Linked DNA regions of Homo sapiens: region 2 is linked to region 1. Evidence: read pairs that join two places in POLR2A ChIA-PET (ENCODE). Cell type or tissue: MCF 10A. All regions are shown on one strand. Links, peaks and the distances in the headings refer to the core of each region. The heading gives the core; the rest is flanking DNA.

Evidence for each region. ChIA-PET counts read pairs that join two places held together with the same protein. Peaks named below come from ENCODE experiments on the same cell type or tissue, not always from the same donor. Only the 100,000 strongest peaks of a DNase experiment are listed, where the experiment ranks them.
Region 2: POLR2A ChIA-PET joins it to region 1 with 14 read pairs; 3 of 35 experiments call an interaction of 5 or more read pairs at or near these places.

Annotation. Positions count from the first base shown.
Region 1 is chr4:184,895,229-184,903,559 of GRCh38, reverse strand. It overlaps LINC01093 (long intergenic non-protein coding RNA 1093), which reads left to right and starts at 4,099. Exons shown (of 2, transcript NR_039977.1): 1 at 4,099-4,253. RefSeq lists an enhancer at 6,152-6,441. In MCF 10A, for the core only: no CTCF peak of the experiment used is centred there; DNase peaks (open chromatin) are centred at 4,109, 4,569 and 6,439.
Region 2 is chr4:184,841,350-184,849,680 of GRCh38, reverse strand. MIR3945HG (MIR3945 host gene) reads left to right here. Exons shown (of 3, transcript NR_132989.1): 3 at 4,756-6,385. LOC105377587 (a long non-coding RNA gene) reads right to left here. Exons shown (of 3, transcript XR_939564.4): 3 at 5,475-5,559. Among named protein-coding and RNA genes, the nearest start is that of MIR3945, 5.6 kb to the left of the region's middle. RefSeq lists a silencer at 190-259. In MCF 10A, for the core only: no CTCF peak of the experiment used is centred there; a DNase peak (open chromatin) is centred at 4,020.

The DNA.
Region 1 (8,331 bases), core at 4-8,003:
CTTTTTAAAATTTTTTTGTTTTGCCATTTTGTGTTTATAAGCTATAGCTCCTTCCAAATTCTGATGAAAATAGCGATGAAGACAAAAAGAGAATGCTGTCTGACAAGTTGCAGGTGAGAAAAACTGAGTGCAGCAAAGTCCCCAGCGGAGCCGCTGAGGGATTGTGCAGACAAGAGATGCTGTTCTTCACACTCCTGGATTGGTATCCACGGTCCTGCCTCTGCTGGGGCCGTGAGCAAGCGTGGGACGGTGAGCATTGCCAGGAGCATCTGCGGTGCTTTCTGCAACTTCTCTCCCACCTTGCCTCCTTGCGCTGAGGCTCTCTGGCACTTTCAGAGACCAGCAGCTGCTGAAATGTCCTGTTCTAAGAGGACCTGTTCACAAGTGGCTGTGTAGGCCGATGCCAGAGGTGGTGATAGTTGACAAAGTTCTAGACTCAGCCCTGCCACTACCACTCAGTGATTTTAGGGAACTGCAGGCCTTGCCATGCCTCCGTTTTCTCAACAGCCAAATGAGGATAACAATACCTGTTCTTCCTTCGTATGAAACAACTATGAAAGACAAATGTGACAATGGCAACGGCATCACTTGATGGTTACAAGTGTTGCCTATTTTCCAAAACCCATTATTACATCCTCTGGTAACAGAAGTGGAGAATTATGAATAGCGATTTATTCATTGTAAGTTAAAAAATGTCTCATACTCTTTTCTTTCTTCTAACAGATGATTCATACCTCACCTCTATCACTACCTATCTTCATGTTTCTCTTTCTGGTATGAGGTCTTGTGCATTAGCCTAATAGTTATCTAATTCCTGGGCCAAAGATCTAAGGTTGGAGGTCAGTGGAACAAATTCAGCTTGCCAACAAAATTGGTTTCAACTCACATGGTGTGGCTGTTATGTTTCAAAACTTGAACTAGCAGAAAACAAAAATTCAGATTTCCAGCTTCGTTCAAAATTTCAAAAATCTGGTTCCACTCCTATATGGCAAGAGTTAGCTGGTGTAGAATGGCAGCTACCCCCTTTAGGTAGGGCACATGAGCTTGAGTTTTCCGCAGTCACCATCATTCCCTATTGCAGCCCTCTCACTGATGCCAAGTGTTCATTGTAGTTTCTCATCTATACTTGCAAATCCATTCTGTTCTTTTAAATTGCCTGACCTCCCCCTGCCCCAGAGTCTTTTAAATCTGTCATCTCCTATTTTTAAAAGTGTCAGATTCATGTACTGGCCAGTGAACCCAAAAGCCTATGTTCTTAGGTGGCACTAAGAACGGGTGGTACCCCAGTGCTCTTTACTGTTTGAGTTGGCTCAGGAACTAGGATTTGTAGGCCCGAAGGACTAATCGGTCTTTAAGACTCAGCTCTGAGATCTCCTCAGATATCCTGGTTGTATAACACAATATACATGTTGGTTGTGTCTATGAGTTGACAGGGCTCTAAAGCATTCATCACACGAATGTCTTTGAGGCCAATGCTGTCCTAGGAGTTTCTCGAATCTTGCTTGGTTTCCTTGTCTGTATCACCACTGATCATAATGAATGCCCTCGTCTTACCCCTGGAAAATTGCATCAGTGGTTTTGGTCTTTTTGTCTCATCTCTTTCTTCTCCAGTCCACTACTTTACTGGAACCAAAGTTAATCTTCCTGGGTTCCAGTAAAATATAATCTGCTCTCTCCTTCATTTATAAACCCCAAATCATTCCTAAAGAATGAAGTCCAAGGTCCCTATGAAAGACCGTCCTCCATCTAACCCTAAACCACTGCTCTGTCCCATCTTCCTCATACCCTGGCTTCCTCCCAGTTCTCCACATGCACCATGGCCTGCCCAGCGGGGCAGCCTGCACCATCCAGCACCTTAGTTTAGAGTGTGCTACGGTAGCCCTCAGACCTCTGCATTTCAAAGGTCAGTACCTTTTTTAAAAAATGTGGGAAACGTGATGTTTTTATTAGGCTAAGTAAGAGAGAATGTAAATGATAACATAGATGGTATCATCTATATTCAGCTTGATTTCATAAGAGAAAGAAAAACAGCAACCCTCCAAAAGTAGAAAGTACATCATCCGAAACCTAAGTTCCTTTCAATTGGATAAATTTAGCTTTTTGAAAAGCTTCCTACCTGGTCTTTATTTTTCTCATGTCCTTTCAGACCAGTGAAAACGTAACCACTGGCATCTGTCCTGGGCTTGCTTTTGAGACACACGAACCTATCCATCTTTTTCATTCTAGAAAATTCTCACCCATCCTTCAAGATCAGTTCTTGAGTGAAGTATTTGCTGACTCCTGAGGCAGAGGTAGTCGCTATCCCTTTGTGTATCTCCTTGTTACGACAAAACATATATCGATTTTTGATGGTGATTTCTTGGTCACATGGAACATGGAATCACTAAAGCCCCTTCAAAATCCTCTTAAGCTGGCCGGGCAGAGGGGTTCACACCTGGAATCCCAGCACTTTGGGAGGCCGAGGCCATGGATCACTGGAGGTTAGGAGTTCAAGACCAGCCTGACCAACATGGTGAAACCCCCGTCTCTACTAAAAATACAAAAATTAGTTGGGCATGATGGCAGTTGCCTGTAATCCCAGCTACTTGGGAGGCTGAGGCAGGAGAATCGCTTGACCCCAGGAGGTGGAGGTTGCAGAAAGCTGAGATTGCACCACTGCACTCCAGCCTGGGTGACAGAGCCAGACTCTGTCTCAAAAAAAAAAAAAAAAAAAAAATCCTCGGGCGGTGGGCAGTGGCTCGTGCCTGTAATCCCAGCACTTTGGAAGGCCGAGGAGGGCAGATCACCTGAGGTCAGGAGTTCGAGACCAGCCTGACCAACATGGTGAAACCCCATCTCTACTAAAAATACAAAAATTAGCCAGGCATGGTGGCACGTGCCTGTAATCCCAGCCACTCAGGAGGCTGAGGCAGGAAAATGGCTTGAACCTGGGAGGCAGAGGTTGCAGTGAGCCGAGATTGCACCACTGCACTCCAGCCTGGGCGACAGAGTGAAACCCCATCTCAAAAAATAAAAAAATCCTCTTAAATAGCCTCTCTTCTCCCACATTTCCATTCCCTATGGCAGCTGCTCTTCCCTCTATTTCTCTTTAAAAAACATCTTTGGGCCAGGCACAGTGGCTCATGCCTGTAATTCCAGCACTTTGGGAGGCTGAAGTAGGTGAATCACTTGACCCCAGTAGGAGGAGTTTGTAGTGAGCCGAGATTGCACCACTACACTCTAGCCTGGGCAACAGAGCAAGATCCGTCTCAAAACAAAAACAAAAACAAAAAAAGCAAAACGTCTTCAGCCCTTCTGGGCACACTTCTACGTCCCCGCTACCCAAAACTGCACTGGTGCACTGGAAGAGAGTTCAGTGAAAGCTACATCTGTCCTCAGCCCAAACGATAAGCCACGGTGCCTGAGCCATGCCCTCATCCAGCATGACAGTGAGCTTTCTAGCCGAAGTCTGTGGTCCCAAGTCAACGATGAGGGACTCATAGCAGAAAGATCTGAGGCCTTGCACATACGCACGTTTTAAAAACAATGAAACAATGAATAAAAGTTCTGTAGTGACGGCCAGTAGTGACAGTCCATGAGGGGACATCCTGGTACTTTCCCCTGTTTCATACTTTTCCTGTTACTATAACCATAGTCTCTACCTTCTCTAGAAAGATGACTAAAACATGTTTAGGACACCTGGGCAGCTGTACTGAGATACCAGCATGTGGCAATCCAGCCATTATGGGAGCTGCACTACTAAAGCACAGGTGCGTCCTGCCCATTCTTAAGCCCAATTAGGAGGCAGGGGTCTTTGATGGTGGAACAGAGTGGACCCTGCTGTGCATGATGTACCCAGGCTGTGTCAACTGCATTTGTGGCTTGTCCCATGACCCTTTGGCCCATGCTGCTGTGAGGGTGGCTGTTGGTCAGGGTTGAGAGGCCAGAGAGGAGTGGGCAGGCAGCTTCAGGCCCCACGTTGGTGTTGGCCTGGGCACCTGTTGGATCAACACAATAACTGTACCCTGGAGTTCCTGGAAGCTGCCTTCTGCTCAGCCAGGCCTGCTTGTGGGCGGAGCCCATGCCAGCTACATGTGTCAAGGAAGCCACAGCTTGGCTAGTGAGCAATGCAATTCTGGGAATGTTCAGGCTCTCTCTGTTCTTTCCTCTCTTGCAAACCATGGGCACCCTTGGGTCCCTTGGGGTCACTATGTTACACCTGCTTTTTATCTGTCTGGGCAAGAGCTGCTCAAGCCACACCTTGTGACACTGAGGTAAGAGCAGAACGTTGCAGAGTGTGCAGGCTGGAGTGTGTGCTAAGGCTCTGTGTGCTGATTACTCCTTGTGTGTCTCATTGCTTACAGGATTTTTTTTTTTGAGACAGGGTCTCACTGTGTCACCCAGGCTGGAGTGCAGTGGTGTGAACATAGCTCACTGCAGCCTCGGACTCCTGACCTCAAGCAATCCTCCCGCCTTAGCCTTCCAGGTGCTTGAGATGAGAAACAGACTTTTTTTCCTTTGAGAATTCATTATTTCTCCCCTTGGGCTGTTTGTTCAAACCCACACAGGAGCAGGAACATTGCTTTCGATTGCCAAAGAAATGACATAATGATGCCAATGATTAAAATGTCAAGAACACAGTGTCTTGGGCTGAGATGGTAAAGGCAGCATTCAGGCAGTGATGATCTGGGGTGATAGGAGTGGCTGTGGGGAGACGGAGGCCTCCCTTCTTGTAGGATGGGACTCGGTCTTTCCTCTGCCTCATTGCTATTATTGTCTTGTTTTATTTTTGCTTTTGTTTGTTTGGGTAGGTGAAAAGGCAGGTCGGGTGAAGAAGAGCAGGATGTTTCATTTTTATCAAGCATCACCTGATTCAAAATGTAGCCACTGAAAAGAAGCCATCGTTTTTGGCCTGCGTCTCTGAGGATAAGATAGTGCGTGGGTGATGGATGCAGCCCAGGTGGGAGCTGTCTGCAAATAACCCAGCTGCTTCCTGTGGCCCTGGTCATCCTGCTGCCCTCAGCTTCTCCCACGGAGGCCACCTGCCCCCCTAACACTGAGCTGCTCACCTAGTCCAGCCACCAGCGACGGCCCCTGGCCTTTGACGTGTCTGTTCTCTCCTCTCTCACTCCACCACCACTAGCTTCCAGGGATCTCCAGCCTGTATAGAAACTTCTCACTACGCTCTGCTCTCGCCCTTTTAGCAGTCTCCTTATGCTGCTGACTCCACCTCCCAGGCAAATCATTCTAATTTAATTCTTTACAAGTATTCTCCCTCCTGGAGTGCTGGGCTCCACCACGGGGGCAATCAAGGCACATCACCCACAGCTTTCCAGACACCCACAGCCTTCCTGTCCTGCTGTGAGCGTGGCTCCTTCAGCCTTCTTCCTTCTTCGCCTGTGGGGAGTCAGACATTCGCCAACCTCGTGCTCAATCCCTGCCTCTGTCCAGGCCTGCTAAGCCCATAAGACATATCTGCATGTGTCAGAATATGTGCAAGCTTTCGACAGGATCCCCGTTTCTCCCCATGGAGCTTTTGGCAAATGAAGGGTGTGGTTCAGCAGCTGGTCTGATGTCCCTTAAGCTCCCCCACACCAGCACACCAGGACTGTCTCTGTCTCCACATTCCAGCATATCTGGGTCTCAGCTTTGACACAATCAGACACTGTTGCTGAAGTTTTTATGTTTATATGACAGAAGAAACTGTCACCCCTCCCCTGCCCCCCGCCCCCACCCACCTGTTATAAGAAAGAGCTCCAAGGTCTTGAGACCACACGCAGGGGATGGGAAAGCTGACATTAAAGGGGAATGAGGTCTTTCTGTGATTCCAGCAGCCTCAGGAGGACAACGTCAGAAACCAAAAGCTCCTCTGCCCAGGGATGGGGACCCGCCGACTTCAAGGGCAGAACAGGTGCCTGGCTAGTGGGGGAGTTCCCCAATGTGGATTTAAACTGTAGTGTCTTCAGAGAACATAACCAACATTTGTCTTTAGGAGATGTGTTTGTTTGAGTAGATCAGCTATGAAAATACCCAGCCGGCCTGCAGCCCTCCCGGCAGATGCTGAAAAGGAAACCCGACTGGGAGATGCCGCCCACCCTTATCCCCAGAGAGCTGCGTTGTTTCCTCTTGCCTTGGCCTTTGGATCCGGCCATAGCAAGCATCCCTGGGCACCTGGCTGAAGCTGGAAACTCGGGATAAGAATGGAAGCCCTGGAAGGGAAGAAGAACCGAGGAGTGAGCTTGCCCTGTGAGGAGGGGTGGAGCTCTTCAGAGGTTGGGGGTGAACTTACGAGACACCTGAGGAAATGGAGGCTGTGCTGGAATAGGGGAGCCTGGATGAAAATCAGAGAATGAGAAGGCTGGGTTCAGAAGGGTGGGAAAGTCCCCGGGCGTCCCCCTCGAGGGGGATGAGGTCATCCAAGGCCACGAGGAGGACCAAGCCTTTAGGCAGAACCTTAGTATTTACCCTCCTGTGTTGTAATTCTGCCTCATTGTGGCTTTCTAAAATTGCGGAAAGATGTACATAAGAGTTACCATTTTAGCCATTTTCAAGTATACAATTCAGTGGCAGTAAGCACATTCACGATGTTGTGCAACCATTACCCCACTGATTTCCAGAACATTTCATCATTCCAAACACAAACTCCGTACCCATTAAGCAATATTCCCCTTTCCCCCAACCCCTGCAGCCCCTGGCGACCTCTGCTCTACTTTTTCTCTTTGAATTTGACTACTCTAGGTATCTCAGATACTCAGGTAAAGGGAATCATATAATGTTTTTCCTTTTGTATTTGGCTTATTTCACTTAGCATGTTTTCAAGGTTCATTCACGGTGTAGAATATATCCAAATGGCATTCCTTTTAAAGGCTGAATAGTATTCCATTTTATGTAGATGCTACCTGACAGTCAATGAATGGGCTCGCTGCCATATGTGCATAGAAACCCATACTGTGGCTTTTTTTTTTTTTTTTTTTTGGAGTCAGTGTCTTGCTCTGTCGCTCAGGCTGGAGTGCAGTGGCATGATCTCGGCTCATTGCAACCTCCACCTCACAGGGTTTAAGCGATTCTCATGCCTCAGCCTCTCAAGTAGCTGGGACTACAGAGGCACACCATCATGCCTGGGTAATTTTTATATTTTTAGTAGAGACGGGGTTTCGCCATGTTGGCCAGGCTGGTCTCACACTCTGACCTCAGGTGATCCACCCACCTCAGCCTCCCAAAGTGCTGGGATTACAGGCCTGAGCCACCACACCTGGCCTGATTTACAGTATTTGAAATCAAATCCGTCCTCAGCGTTTCTCCAAGGGGATCAGAGCAGGGCACTCAGCAACATGCTTCCTTTAGGTGTGTTGCAGAAGCTTAGCTACTGACATGACGCTCTCTCCTGTTGCATTTAAAACTGGAAACAACTGAAATGGTCAGCAACATGAGACGGCTGGGGAAATCATGGTCCATTTCTATCAGCCTTCACCAATAATGTCCTTCAAGATTTTTCAGTGAGATGGTCAAAGATCTCATGATATAAAATTGAATACAAAAAAAGCAGATGACAAAAGACATATACAATGTTATACATTTGTAATACATCTTAATACATCTCTTTCCTACACACACACACACACACACACACACACACACACACACACATATATATATATATATATACATGCAGGAAATGATAGTGCATTGTGGTGAGATATATGTATATATATAAAAGCAGGAAAGAGATGTGTGAAGTATAGTTTGTCTCTGGAAGATGGGGTGAGGAATAGTTTTTATCTTTTCTACATTTTTCATAATTTTTTTACAGTAAGCATACATTATTTGCATAATCAGAAAAAAAGCACTATACATGTGGAAATGGCAGGTATGCATGCATACATCCAGCACTATTCCATCTGGCCAGAGAATCCTGTGTCATCTCCTCACATTCATCTCTGGGTGGTCACCCATGTCAGGACCGTGACTGGCCCATGAAAGAGCCAAAAAGAATCCTCAGAAAATATCTACTCACTAAATTCTCTGCATGACCTAGTCTCAGGAAGGAAAGGGTGGAATCTTGTTACCATATTAGCAAGAGTGGCTGTGCACATGCTTTCAGGGAAGAACTTCCCTATTATGACACTATTTTTAAAAACAGGCTTTCCCGTGCTTAATCTGTTTTGTAAATGATCCTCTCTCTGCCCCTCCCCATCCTACAAAAAAGAAGACATTCGTTTTTACGTGTGTGTTAATGGTAATTCTGTTGGTAAGGTTAGGTCCTATTGCCTGGCCTCAAAGGGGAACCCATTTAAGACCTCTGTCCCTTGTGGTTCCATGGTCTAGGAAGGCAGCCACCACACAGTCCAGGAA
Region 2 (8,331 bases), core at 15-8,014, 54 kb after region 1:
CCAGAACTATACACAAAGGTATTGTCCTTGTAATTTTATATCTGATTGGAAGAATTCTCCACAGACTAGCTTCTGGCGATGTACTTTTCAAACCTTGTTTTTCTCCACTACCCATATATTTTCATGCGAATTCTGGGTACTAGGAGATACAGTCATACCACAGTATGACCTCTGGTCCTGGACTTTAGTGTCACAATGCTGTTTGAGTTAGTCAGTAAGCCATAGGAGTATTCCTGGAAGTCATTTCTACACTGGGGTGCCCAGTAATAACTTAACCATGTGTTGAAGTTACTGAAAACCACATCATTATAACCTACTCCACCAAAACTAAATATAGCTATAACTCAATTTCCCCTTAGCTGGGTCTCCAAAATGCCCAGTAACACCTGACGCAAGGGGATGTGATGGAAGGGAGGCTGAAGTGAAGGTACAGCAGACTTAACTAGTTGTAGTAAAGATACTTTACCTCTGAACATTTACGAAACATATGACCATGTGAACACAATTCTGGGTCCCCTCTGGGGCCTCGGAAGAAGGTGTCAGTGCTAGTGAGGGGCTCTAAAAGTGAAAACTTCATTAAATTCATTGCAAATCCACCTTTCTACTCCAATTCTCAGTTGTGTTCCTTTATTTGCAAAATACAAATAATATTTGCTTTGCCTATTTGAAAGGTTATTGTGATATATAATGAAATTTGTGTTTTTTTTAAATTTATATTATTATTTAATGCCTGATTAGAGTTTTTGTGTATTTCATGCGTTAAGAGTTTTACATGTATTTTCCAAAATTGGCTACAATAATACCTCCCTTCCCACATTCTCTTCTTATGGTGACTCTGACACTCCTCCACTGAGAGGACACTTTGCTCCCTCTCTTTGAATTTGGATGTCGTCTTGTGACCGCAGCAGAAGTGATACTATGACTCCAAGAGCTACGTCATAAGTGGCAATACAGCTTTCACTTGGCTCTCTTGAAATCAAACTGCTGTGAGGAAATTCAAGCCATAGAGAAGCCCACAAAAGGAACAGACAGCTCCCTCCAACTTCCCAGCCATGTGAGGGAGCCACTTTGAAAGTGGTCTCTCCAGGTCCCATTAAGCTGACAGGGTGGAACACAGACAAGCTGTAGATCCATGAGCAAAAGAAATGACTATTGTTGTTTTAAGCCTTTAGATTTTGGACTGGTGTATTATGCAGCAACTGATAACTGATACACCATCCCAGCTTTCCAGTGAAATCCCTCTCCACTCACGCCAAAATGAGCTTCCCCCTGTTCTGCAGTACACTTTGCAATTCCCCACCACTATGGCTTTCTCATGCCATCTCTTCCAGAATGTTTTCTGCCTACTGAAATACGACTTATCCTTAAAGTCCTCTCTCAAATGCTGCTTCCTCTCTAAAGCTTCTCTCACTGCCCCCGCCGGCTTTCCTATCTCCCTCTTCTGAAATCCTGGAGACCTTTGATTCTATCTTTTATACAGTACTTATTGCCAGGATTGAGATTTAGGATATTTATCAACTGACCCCTTCCTGGATTATCAGCCCTGGGAGCACTCTCTGCCTTGTGGCAAAGTTGGTTCCACACCTTTTCAGCTCCTCTTCTAGCCTAGAAGCACCTTAAGGGCAGGGTGCCTCATATATTTTTCCTCCATGCAAAACATAGGTTTTTGCACATAGTAAACTTCACACATCATCATCATTATTACTATTACTATTTTTGAGTCAAAGTCTCACTCTTGTCCCCCAGGCTGGAGTGCAATGACGCAATCTCTGCTCACTGCAACCTCCGCCTCCTGGGTTCAAGTGATTCTCCTGCCTCAGCCTCCCGAGTAGCTGGGACTACAGGCACATGCCACCACACCCAGCTAATTTTTGTATTTTTAGTAGAGACGGAGTTTCTTCATGTTGGCCAGGCTGGTCTCGAACTCCTGACCTCAGGTGATCCACCCATCTCGGCCTCCCAAAGTGCTGGGATTACAGGTGTGAGCTACCGCGCCCAGCCCATACATTATTTTATAAATAATTTGTTGGGACTTAAAGACGGAGAGATAATACTTAGGGGAGAAAGAAGATTAAACCTTTAAAATTATAAATTACTGAGAAATAAGATCATTTTTCTTAAACTGGGATTCTGAAGTCACAGTGTTTTTGATCTGGCAGCTTAGAGATCATTTAATTGGGTCTCACAATTTTTTTTTTTTTTTTGAGACGGAGTTTTGCTCTTGTTGCCCAGGCTGGAATGCAGTAGCGGGATCTCAGCTCACTGCAACCTCTGCCTCCCAGGTTCAAGCCATTTTTCTGCCTCAGCCTCCCGAGTAGCTAGGATTATGGGCATGGGCCACCATGCCCAGCTGATTTTTATATTTTTAGTAGAGACAGGGTTTCATCATGTTGGCCAGGCTGGTCTCAAACTCCTGACCTCGTGATCCTCTCTCCTCGGACTCCCAAAGTGCTGGGATTACAGGTGCGAGCCACCACGCCCGGTGATTCTTACATGTTTGTGTGCAAAACAATGCCTTGAGGAAGATGCGGGAGGGGCACACAGGTTCTGGAGTCCCCTTCCAGACATTCTGAACAGGCAGATCTGGGTGGGCTCATGCAGTCGCCTCCTTAACAAGCTGCCCACGTGGTGCTGATGTGGGTAGTCTGAGGCCCACGGTGTCAGAAGCCCTGGTTATTCAGGCTCCTGAATGGTGACTGGTTTGTCCCCTCCTGCTGGAGTCATGTGTCCTCTGAACTGGCCATGGAGCAGAAGAGGTTGCATGGCCAGAAGGAAAGGAAAACTGGTGAGGAGAGCCACAGCTTTGGGGCTGGATTTGAAGGAGAAATCACTGCTTTCATCCTTGGGTGGTGGTAAAAGCACCTCTTCCTTCGGGGCTGTCCTCAGGTGGGGTGATCTGCTTCTTCACAGCTGGTCATTGTTAATGGTGTGAATCACTCAATTCTGGTTAGGCCTCCACCCTTGGCTACCTGGTTCCCACTAATCCCACGTCTAATTTCATTTGCTCCCAGCCCCAGGGCCATGCTGAGATTCTAACACTAGATCATCTACTGCCACCCGTTTTTCCTGCATAAAATTTACCTTGCTCTGTAACCTTCATCTATTTAGAAATAAACCCATGAAGTCTTTCTGGTTTATTTTTCCAGCTCCTGTCTCCCCATCCCCTAGAATCGTTGACAAAATGAGTGACACTGCCCTGGGATCTGGGTCTCTGGTTGAGGCCTTGGAGCTACTGCCTCTGCCTGTGAACTCACCCATCATCGCTAACAGGTTGCTCCACAGCCTACAGATCTCAATATTTCGCTAGCACAAAACCCAAGCGGCCAGGCACGGTGGCTCACGCCTGTAATCCCAGCACTTTGGGAGGCCGAGGCGGGTGGATCACTTGAGGTCAGGAGTTCGAGACCAGCCTGACCAACATGGAGAAACCCCGTCTCTACTAAAAATACAAAATTAGCCGGGCGTGGTGACACGTGCCCGTAATCCCAGCTACTTGGGAGGCTGAGGCAGGAGAATTGCTTGAACACCGGGGGTGGAGGTTGTGGTGAGCCGAGATTGCACCACTGCACTCCAGTCTGGGAGACAGAGAGAGACCCCATCTCAAAAGAAAAAAAAAAAAAAAGACCAAGGGACTTCCGGGAACTAAAACATCTCAGCCCTTTCATCGCCAGTGTCTTCATCTTACAAGCAGAAAAGGAAAAAAAGCAGTGGGAAGCAGTAAGAAGCTACCGCTGACTCACTATGAATTACTGCTGACTTTGAATTATTTAGCAGCTGTGGAAAAGCCATCTTTTGTTTAAAAAAAAAATAGGGTTTTCTGAAATGCTTTTTATTTTTTTATTTGTATAAATACCTGCCCAGAACAGTCAAGTCAACTGACATCTGCTAAATGACTGAGACACTGTGGAATTTGTATACTGGCATGGTGTGCAGTTTCGTGCAAGTATAACCACAGAGACAGACAAATCTCTATCATTGCCACAGACTGCTTATAGCAAAATTCCAGAGCTCCTGTCATTGGTCTTTAATAGTTGTGCTTTGTTGCTTTTGTTACCACGTGTGCATTTGTGTCAACATTATACAAAGCACTCTTTCTCACAAGAGCTAGTTTCACTCTACAACCATACTGTAAGACAGGTATTGTTTTAAGATCAAGAAACCAAGGCTCTGAGAGGTTTAGTGACTCACCTAAGATCATGAACTAATAATAAGTGACGGATCAGGGACTTGACCTGGGACATTGATGCCAATTCCAGGGCACCTTCCACCGTGTCATATGGCACTTGCTCTACATATGTGCCAGGCAGCACCCGCATGGCTTTTCCTCATGAAACAACGTGGACCCAGGCCTACACAGCAGTTGTGAGAAAGTGCCTCCAGCTGGGAGCGCATCTGGCCCAGGGCACCAGCTGCCACTCCATGCTCTGAATCCATCCTGGCCTGTGCTGAGACCCCCCCTTTCCATGGGCTGCTCCCCACCCGTGATGGGGCATGGCAGGGGCACTAGGCAGCCCCCTTCCTGAGAGACATGGGGCTCCTCTGCCTAGAATGTTGTCTCAGCACTTCTCTTCTGCCTTGCTGAACTTTCCCTAGAGCCAAGGAGGCCTCCATACAACCTTTCCTCTCCTTCATTTGGAGTCAGACTTGCACTGCAGTCTAATGGTCATCCCACTTTTTTCCAGCTCCCTGATAAAATCTATGGCTTCTGCTTCTTGGAGGACCCAGATTATCACAGCTTATCTCATTCCTTTGCAGCAGATGCCCCTGCAGGCCATCTCTCCAGGCTCAGGAACCTAAAGAAGAATCTACCCAGATGTGGTGGCTCACACCTGTGATCCCACCACTTTGGGAGGCTGAGGCAAGAGGATCACTTGAGCCCAGGAGTTGGAGACCAACGTAGGCAATACAGCAAGACTCCCATCTCTACAAAAAAAAAAAAGAAAGAAAGAAAGAAAGAAAAGAAATTAGCTGGCTGTGGTGCTGCACATTTGTAATACCAGCTACTCTAGAGGCTGAGGCTGGAGGATCACTTGAGCCGAGGAGTGAGCTATGACCACACCATTGCATTTCAGCCTCAGTGACAGAGCAAGGCCCTGCCTCAAAAAAAAAAAAAAAAAAAGAAAAGAATAAGATAAAATAAATAATACAGGAGAACCTAGTGCTCAGGTTCTCTAGTGAAGAGGAAGGCAAAAGATAGAAAGGTCAGACAAACTTAAACATGCATTCCAAGATCGGCCTGGGTCCGCCCGTAGACATGAAGGAATCTTCTGGTGGAAAGTTAGGCAGGGAAACGGACACTGCTATGAGCATGTCTTCCTGGGCAGCTTGCGATGGTCAGGAGGAGGTGGTTGTTCCTCAGCAGCGGTGCTTCCGATGAAGCCCCATGTTGTAGTGGAAGACAAGCCATTCCTGTCTGACCTTCTGTGCCGCGCCTAGGCTTCCAAAAGCTGCTATCGCCAAGATCCATTTCCGTTCACCTTTAAACTGCTTGTTATGGGGAGGAGTCAGCCAGCCATGATGCATACTTGTTACAGAAAGAAACGCCCACGTTGAGCTCTCCTGATAAGAAGAGAGAGCATTCGTCATTGTCTGTATCTGTCATCTGAAGAAGGAACCAATGTCAAAAATCCCACACATTCTCCTCCCGCAAGTCACAGAGTAAGCCTCCCATTCTTGAGCTCGTTCATTCACCAAACACATTCTGATCTCTCCTGTGCCCAGGCGGTGGGATTCAGAGAAGAAGTGCTGCCTAGTAGTCAGCACCCAGTGCCAGGAAAACAGGACAAGGGGAGTTGTCGGGGGAGACACCAGGATTGAAGTTGCTTTTACTAAAAAACATTTTTTTTATCTTGTTAACAAATATATTTACCATGGTACATGGTGGCAATGCTCTCAGTTTTAAAACACAGCAATTATCTTCCAGTGGTCACTAATTAATCCAGGTGTGGCTAGGAACAGCTGGATACTGATCTGTGTGATGATGGCACCTCTATCATCAGGCTGCCATTGCTGGCACTTTGGGCAAGGTGGACTGGGGTTCTGCTCTGGGGCTGTGTGCCCAAGGTTTACACCTCACTATTTTACAGCACACTGGAGCTCCCAACAGTCCCCGAAGGTCTGGAGATCACCAATGGGCAGGAGAGAAGGGAGGGGTTTAGACATCAGGGAGCCAAGTTCTACAGCATCTTCTAGATCCAGGCTATCGAGCACTTGAAATGCGGCTAAGTCTGAATTGAGATGTGCTGTGTGTAAGAGACACAACAGATTTTGAAGACAGTATGAGAAAAAGAACATAAAATATCTCAGTAATTTTATATTGATTACATGTTGAAATGATACTAATTTTTGATATACTGGGTTAAATAAAATAGATTATTAAAATTAACTTCATCTCTTTCTTTTGACCTTTTCAACATGGCCATTAGAAAATTCAGCTTACGTAGTAGGCTCACTTTCTACTGCACAGCCCTGGATGTCAAACTCAATGAGAGCGGTGTCTGTACCTGTATCTGCTCATCCAGTCCATAAAAGTCAGCACAGTACCTAGCACTGAAAGTACTCCATAAATATTTGAGGGATGGACAAAAGTACAAGTGAACAAATAGCATCTGCTCCTCATTTCTGGTAAGTCAAGGAGCAGTTCTACCCTCTCCTTATCTTAAACTAATGCCTGAGAAGGAGGTGGGAGATTTACAAAAATCCATCTCCCAAATTTGAATCTTCAGCCCTGAACTCCCCTGAGATGTATATCTGACTGCCTACTTGCAAACTCCACTTAGATGAGTAATAGACATCTCAAACTTCACATCTCCAAAGCAGAATTTTTTATTTTCCCCGCAAACTGGCTCCTACCTAAGTCTTTTTCATCTTAATAGATGGCGCCATGATCCATCTGTTTTTTTTCAGGGCAAATACCTAGAAGTCATTCTTGAGTCCTCTAGTTTCCTACTCTTCTTCCCCCATGATCACCACCACCCAATCCCATCCATTCAAGAAACAGTCCTATTGCTCATGCCTGTAATCCCAGCACTTTGGGAGGCCGAGGCAGGTGGATCGCTTGAGATCAGGAGTTCGAGACCAGCCTGGTCAACATGGTGAAACCCTGTCTCTACTAAAATACAAAAAAATGAGCTGGGCATGGTGGCATGTGCCTGAAATCCCAGCTACTCGGGAGGCTGAGGCACGAGAATCACTTGAACCCAGGAGGCGGAGGTTGCAGTGAGCCGAGATCATGCTACTGCACTCCAGCCTGGGTGACAGAGTGAGACTCTGTCTTAAAAAAGAAGAAGAAGAAGAAGAAAGAAAAGAAAAGAAAAGAGAAAAGAAAAGAAAAGAAACAGTCCCATTGCAACATCCATTGCTACTACATCCACTTTTTCCACTGTCACTGTTATCACCTAGGGATAAGCCCCCTTCATCTCTCACGTGCATTATTTCTGACTGTCCAGGTGATGCTGCCACCACTATCAGAATTCTGTAAGCCGTTATTACCTTTCTGATAAAGACAAAAGCATGGATGCTATGAACTGCATGGCAAGATGACTTTGATCCGCATGTAACAGATGCACTTCCACAGAGACACCACTGTGGGAGGGAAACAGCTGGAGGCAGTCCTCTAAATATACACCTGCCTTCGGGCAAGTCTTCACTTGGCTGGTCCAGACAGAAATTTACCCTCTTTATAAAGCCCTCCACAGATGTGGGGTCCAGAGACAGGCATGCCCAGGCTTTGACTAGACCATTCATTGGCTGCATAGCCTTCCCCACAGGGTGGGTACAATAGCGGGTACAATAACGACAGCAAGCATCACTTTCCACCCCAGGGCTTTTCCTGCTGCCTTTGGGGACCTCCCCAACAGCATTCTCCAGTTCAGAAGCAAGCAAAGCAGAACCCTCATCCCTACTTAGAACATACAAAACAAAAAATAGCCTTCTGCAGGATCACAGAAAAACGAAGGAGAAATCAAAGATGATGGAACTACCTCACAGACACACTTTCCTGATTTGGTTATTTAATGAGTTTGTATTGCTACAGAATTGCAGAGGAAATTAACTTAGCTTACAAGAAGACGGAGGACTAGGAGCCTGAATGTTTCACGTGAGGCCTTTGCCCACAAGAGCAGACGACTCTGATGCTCCTCTCTGCAATTAGACTAAGGACTCCACACCTTCATGCCCTCCCTCTTCCTGCCCCTAAATGTCACCTTCTCCTATGGCAATCCTCCTGAAACACCCTCCTCTCTTACAACTCAATAGACCCCATAAACACACCGCCATTCTTCCAGTCATCTTTGACTCCTCCTTCTGCCTGACCACTCATCTCCATTGGTG